Regions from separate parts of the Homo sapiens genome. Here region 2 is linked to region 1. Evidence: chromatin loops called from intact Hi-C (ENCODE). Cell type or tissue: adrenal gland. All regions are shown on one strand. Links, peaks and the distances in the headings refer to the core of each region. The heading gives the core; the rest is flanking DNA. Region 1 overlaps SLC27A1 (solute carrier family 27 member 1). Region 2 overlaps COLGALT1 (collagen beta(1-O)galactosyltransferase 1).

Evidence for each region. Peaks named below come from ENCODE experiments on the same cell type or tissue, not always from the same donor. Only the 100,000 strongest peaks of a DNase experiment are listed, where the experiment ranks them.
Region 2: it touches region 1 in a loop (2.1-fold over the local background); 15 of 110 quality-filtered maps call a loop at or near these places.

The regions. Positions count from the first base shown.
Region 1 is chr19:17,495,208-17,498,109 of GRCh38, forward strand. SLC27A1 (solute carrier family 27 member 1) reads left to right here. Exons shown (of 12, transcript NM_198580.3): 7 at 2,048-2,257. The region is part of intron 1 of PGLS-DT (PGLS divergent transcript); the gene reads right to left. Among named protein-coding and RNA genes, the nearest start is that of PGLS, 15 kb to the right of the region's middle. In adrenal gland, for the core only: CTCF peaks have their summits at 1,261 (motif pointing right) and 1,463; a DNase peak (open chromatin) is centred at 1,314; H3K27ac peaks cover 890 bases.
Region 2 is chr19:17,572,784-17,575,685 of GRCh38, forward strand. All of the region lies in intron 6 of COLGALT1 (collagen beta(1-O)galactosyltransferase 1), which reads left to right. Among named protein-coding and RNA genes, the nearest start is that of COLGALT1, 19 kb to the left of the region's middle. In adrenal gland, for the core only: a CTCF peak has its summit at 1,503 (motif pointing left); a DNase peak (open chromatin) is centred at 1,418.

The DNA of each region.
Region 1 (2,902 bases), core at 226-2,725:
GAAGTGATCTGCCCACCTCGGCCCCCCAAAGTGCTGGGATTACAGGCATGAGCCACCGCGCCCAGCCATGTGCCCATTTTTTTTTTTTTTTTGAGATGGAGTCTCGCTCTGTCGCCCAGGCTGGAGTGCAGTGGCGCGATCTCGGCCCACTGCAAGCTCCGCCTCCCGGGTTTACGCCATTCTCCTGCCTCAGCCTCCCGAGTAGCTGGGATTACAGGAGTGTGCCACCACGCCCGGCTAATTTTTTGTATTTTTTAGTAGAGACGGGGTTTCACCATGTTAGCCAGGATGGTCTCGATCTCCTGACCTCGTGATCCACCTGCTTTGGCCTCCCAAAGTGCTGGGATTACAGGCTTGAGCCACCCCGCCTGGCCGTGCCCATTCTTAAGCCAGTCATATTGGCTGAGGAGGGGCTGGGCTGATTGGCCAGGTTCTCTCCTAGAGATGGTGTGGGCTGTACCACACCTAAGGCAGTGGCCCAAGTCTGAGAATGGAGGGAGAGGACCCTCCCCCTTAGGGACCTGCTGTTGGTCAGCAGCCAGTGATCTTGGGTGCACTGCATTTCCTCTCTGGGCCTCAGTGCCTTCATCTCCAAGCTCAGCTCAGAGCATGGCGGTGGTGTCTGCTGATCATATTGGTTTAGTCATCAGCTATTTAGTCAGTACCTTCTCAGGGGCACAGCTGGGGGCACAGGGGATGCCTCTCAGTGACGTTTGAGCTGAGACTGAAGAGTTCAGGCAAATGCATCTGGGGGAAGACTGCTTCAGGCAAAAGGCTAGCATGTGCAAAGTCCCTGAGGAGGCAGAGTGTTCAGCGGAGATGGAGGGAGAGGAGGCAGCAGGGGCGGCAGGGCCAGATCCAGTTGGCCACAGGAAGAAATGTGGGTTTCATCCTGTGTGTGAGCGGGAAGCCCCGAGCACATTTGCAGCTGTTATGATCCATCTGGTGGGTAATCCCTGGCATGCAACTGTTTTATTCCCACTCTGGGGCCGGGATGCCTGGGTTCAAATCAAATTCTGCCACTTCCCAGCTCTGTGATCTCGTTCCAGTTCCTTACCATCTGTGAGCCTCGGTTTCTCCATCTGTAAAGTGGCGGGGGGGGAGTCATTCCGAAGCCCAACTGGAGATGAGAACTCTTAAAGGCACCGTGGGGCACCTGGTGGATGACCCCAGGAAGCTCTTGCGGGGCTTGAGAATGTGTGGCAGGGAGGGAAGATGTCCTGCAGGGGGAGCCCATGAGCAGGTGGCTCCGTGGGCACCTGGGGCTCAGTCCAGACGCAGCGCAGCCTAGTGGGTGCACCTGGGAGTGGTCTGCCCAGGGGTGACGCTCCGGCCAGCCCAGGCTCAGCCAGGGGGCTCTGGGTGACAGTGTAGGCTCCAGGCTGAGGGTTGCCCTGCGGGGTGCCAGCTCTCCTGCTAGTCCTGCCCTGTGTGCCTGCTGAGGCTCAGACAGGGATGTGGTATCTCCAGGAAGCTGCTTGGCAGAATCGAGGGACCACGAAGGGGTGCGGGTAGGGGGAGGAGGAAAGACACTGCATCTGCTTGGATAGAAGTTGCATCCGGCCAGGCACAAGTGGCTCACACCTGGAATCTCACACTTTGGGAGGCTGAGGCAGGAGGATTGCTTGAGGCCAGGAGTTCAAGACCAGCCTGGGCAACAGAGCGAGATCCCCCATCTCTACAAAAAAATCTGTAGTCCCAGCTACTCGGGAGGCTAAGGCTGGAAGATCACTTGAACCCAGGAGTTAGAGGCTGCAGTGAGCTGTGATCATGCCACTGCACTCCAGCCTGGGCGGCACAGGGAGACCCCCAACCAAAAAACAACAAAAAAAGCTGCATCCTAGACCCTTTGCAAGAGACTGAACGAGTCCTAGGAGTCAATGTGGTCCCTAATGGAGTGTGGACGATTCTGCAGCCATCATCATCCTTAGGCTGTTCCGCTCATAGGATTAGCTCCCTGGGTGGGGCGGTCTCGGGGTCTCTCCTCTGATCCGGGCTCCCCACCGCCTGCCGGTCCCATCACCCACTTCCTCACCCCGTCCCCCAGGTGGTTCAGTACATCGGGGAGATCTGCCGCTACCTGCTGAAGCAGCCGGTGCGCGAGGCGGAGAGGCGACACCGCGTGCGCCTGGCGGTGGGGAACGGGCTGCGTCCTGCCATCTGGGAGGAGTTCACGGAGCGCTTCGGCGTACGCCAAATCGGGGAGTTCTACGGCGCCACCGAGTGCAACTGCAGCATTGCCAACATGGACGGCAAGGTGCACACCGGCAGGGCCCCGGGGCAGGTCTCGGAGTTCAGGGAAGACCACTGTCTCCTCTTCCTGGGGCCCCTGGGATACATAAAACAGCCTGGACTGGCGCGGAAGGCTCCGCCAAGGCGCACGCAGGGCGGGGTGTAAGGGGAGTTCCTGGGACTCCCGGTGCACCACCAGAGGGACAATCCTGCAGCCTGCACAGATAGTCATGTGACTGTGGTCCTTGGGTCAGGAGAGTTGGAGGATAGGTATGGCTGTGCGCCCTGGCAAGTGCCTCAGCCTTTCTGAGCCTCAGTTTCTGCGTGTGGAGATTAGCAAGGAGAATAGGGCTCTGTGTACCGTGCTGTTATTTTGTTGTTGTTGTTTGAGACAGAGTCTCGCTCTGTCGCCCAGGCTGGAGTGCAGCCACGTGATCATAGCTCACTGTAGCTTTCAGTTCCTGAGCTCAAGCAATCCTCCTGCCTCAGCCTCCCAAGTAGCAGCAAACAGATACCTTCATAATTAGCAACTACTTACTCTCTTAATCATCTCCATTCTCCGCTTGCATGAATCTCCCTCTCCTTTCCCAAGCCCCTCCCATCCAAGGCCAAGAACAGACCGTAATAATGATCATAAAGCAAATGTCGGCTGGGCACAGTGGCTCACACC
Region 2 (2,902 bases), core at 249-2,748, 78 kb after region 1:
TTTGCAGGTAGCTGTACACAGCATGCTTGGGGTTGTCGGGTGGGCTTCCTGGAGGAGGTGGCATTAAGGGGCAGGTTGAGTAGGAGTTCACCATAAAGGGGATTGCAGCAGGAGGTGGTAGTGTGGGCAAAGGCCGGGAGGCTGGAAGGGACGTGAACCTGGGGAACAGGCAAGGTCAGTGATCCCCTGGGGCTGGTATCCAGGGCCAGGGTGGATGGCCTCAGAGACCAGGCTGAGGAAGGGACCTTCCCCCTGAGGACAGTCAGGAGCTATAGAGGACATGAAAACTGAGAGGACAGCAAGTTTTCACTAAAGAACTGCATGTATAGGCCAGGCATGGTGACTCAAACCTGTAATTCCAGCACTTTGGGAGGCCAAAGTAAGAGGATTGCTTGAGCCTAGGAGTTCAAGATCAGCCTGGGCAACATAGTGAGACCCCATCTCTATATTAAAAAAAATTTTGGCCGGGTGCGGTGGCTCATGCCTGTAATCCTAACACTTCGGGAGGACGAGACGGGCGGATCACAAGGTCAAAAGATGGAGACCATACTGACCAACATGGTGAAACCCTGTCTCTACTAAAAATACAAAAAAAATTAGCTGGGTGTGGTAGCGAATGCCTATAGTCCCAGCTACTTGGGAGGCTGAGGCAGGAGAATCACTTGAACCTGGGAGGCGGAGGTTGCAGTGAGCCGAGATCGTGCCACTGCACTTCAGCCTGGCAACAGAGTGAAACTCCGTCTCAAAAAAAAAAATTTTTTTTTAATTAGTCCGACATGGTGGCACATGCCTGTATTCTAGCTACTCAGGAGGCTGAGGTGGGAGAATCCTTTGAGCCCAGGAGTTGGAGGCCGCAGTGAGCCATAATCGTGCCACTGCACTACAGCCTGGGCAATAGAGTAAGTCTGTCTCAAAAATAATAATAATAAAAAATAATTATCCCAGCTCTTTGGGAGGCCAAGGTGGGCGGATCCCTGGAACCCAGTAGTTTGAGAATATCGTGGGCAACATGGTGAAACCTTGTCTTTACCAAAAAAAAATAACAAAAATTAGCCAGGCGTGATGGCACACACCTGTGGTCCCAGCTACTCGGGAGGCTGAGGCGAGAGGATCCCTTGAGCCCAGGAGGTCGAAGCTGCAGTGAGCCAAGATTGCTTCACTGCACTCCAGCCTGGGCAGCAGAGCCAGACCCTGTATCAATAAATAAATAAATAAAACTTTAAAAAAATCCATGAACTATGAAACCAGCAGCCGTCCCTCTAAAACTGGAGGAGCACGCAGGGCTGAGCTGTAATTGAGGTTGTCTAGGGATGATGCTCCCATCTCAGCCATTGCTAATGTGGGCCTCGCCCTGCACTGGGCGCAGAAAGCCCTGCCAAAGCCACTGCCATTCCCACCACTGCGTAGATGGAGACTGGGTGGGAGGGGTGAGGCCTCTGTCCCGGGGCTCAGTTTCCCCAGCCTTACCGATTTCTGAACGAGTCTATCTGCGGCTCCCCCTGGTGGCTCAAGATGGAATAGCACCCTGCCCTTTGTGTTTTGGGGAGACTTTTTTTTTTTTTTTGAGACGGTGTCTCACTTTGTCACCCAGGCTGGAATGCAGTGGCGCATTCTGGGCTCACTTGAAACCTCCGCCTCCTGGGTTCAAGCGATTCCCCTGCCTCAGCCTCCCGAGTAGTTGGGATTACAGGTACCTGCCACCACACCTGGCAAATTTTGTATTTTTAGTAGAGACGGGGTTTCACCATGTTAGCCAGGCTGGCCTCGAACTCCTGTCCTCAGGTGATCCACCTGCCTCGGCCTCCCAGAATGCTGGGATTACAGGCGTGTGTCACTGCGCCTGGCCTGGGGGAGACTTTTGAGTCTTTTTGAGGTGACACCTGGAGACTGCACAATCACTGGGGCAGGCCCCCCACAACACCCAAGAGTGGCATACTTAGGTGTCCAGGTCCCACCCGGCTACAGTTGGGGGTGGTGGGTCTCCATTTATCACCAACTCCCATCAGAAACGGGCCTGAGAAGCGTCTCTGTGGCTACCAGAGTTTTCCCAGTTTAAGTTCTCACATATATTTGTGTTGTCATTTCCTTTTTTTGAGACAGAGTCTCGCTGTTACCCAGGCTGGAATGCAGTGGCAAAATCACAGCTCACTGCAGCCTCAACCTCCTTGACTCAAGCGATCCTTCCACCTCAGCCTCCTAAGTAGCTGAGACCACAGGTGCATGCCACTACCATGCTCAGCTAATTTGTTAATTTAGGTTTTTGGTTTTTTTGGTTTTTATTTTTTTGAGATGGAGTCTTGCACTGTCGCCTGGGCTGGAGTGCAATGGTGCGATCTTGGCTCACTGCAACCTCCGCCTCCCAGGTTCAAGTGATTCTGCCCCACCTTCCCAAGTAGCTGAGTTTAACAGGCGCTTGCCACCACGCCTGGCTAATTTTTTGTATTTTTATTTTTATTATTTTTTGTTTGTTTGTTTTTTTTGAGACGGAGTCTCGCTCTGTCTCCCAGGCTGGAGTGCAGTGGCCCGATCTCGGCTCACTGCAAGCTCCGCTTCCTGGGTTCACGCCATTCTCCTGCCTCAGCCTCCCGAGTAGCTGGGACTACAGGCGCCTGCTACCACATCCGGCTAATTTTTTGTATTTTTATTGGAGATGGGGTTTCACTGTGTTAACCTGGATGGCCTCGATCTCCTGACCTTGTGAGCCACCTGCCTCGGCCTCCCAAAGTGCTGGGATTACAGGCATGAGCCACTGCGCCCAGCTAGTTTTTTGTATTTTTAGTGGGGACAGGGTTTCAGTATGTTGGCCAGGCTGGTCTCGAACTCCTGACCTCATGATCTGCCCACCTCAGCCTCCCAAAGTGCTGGGATTACAGGCATGAACCACTGTGCCCGGCCTTCTTTT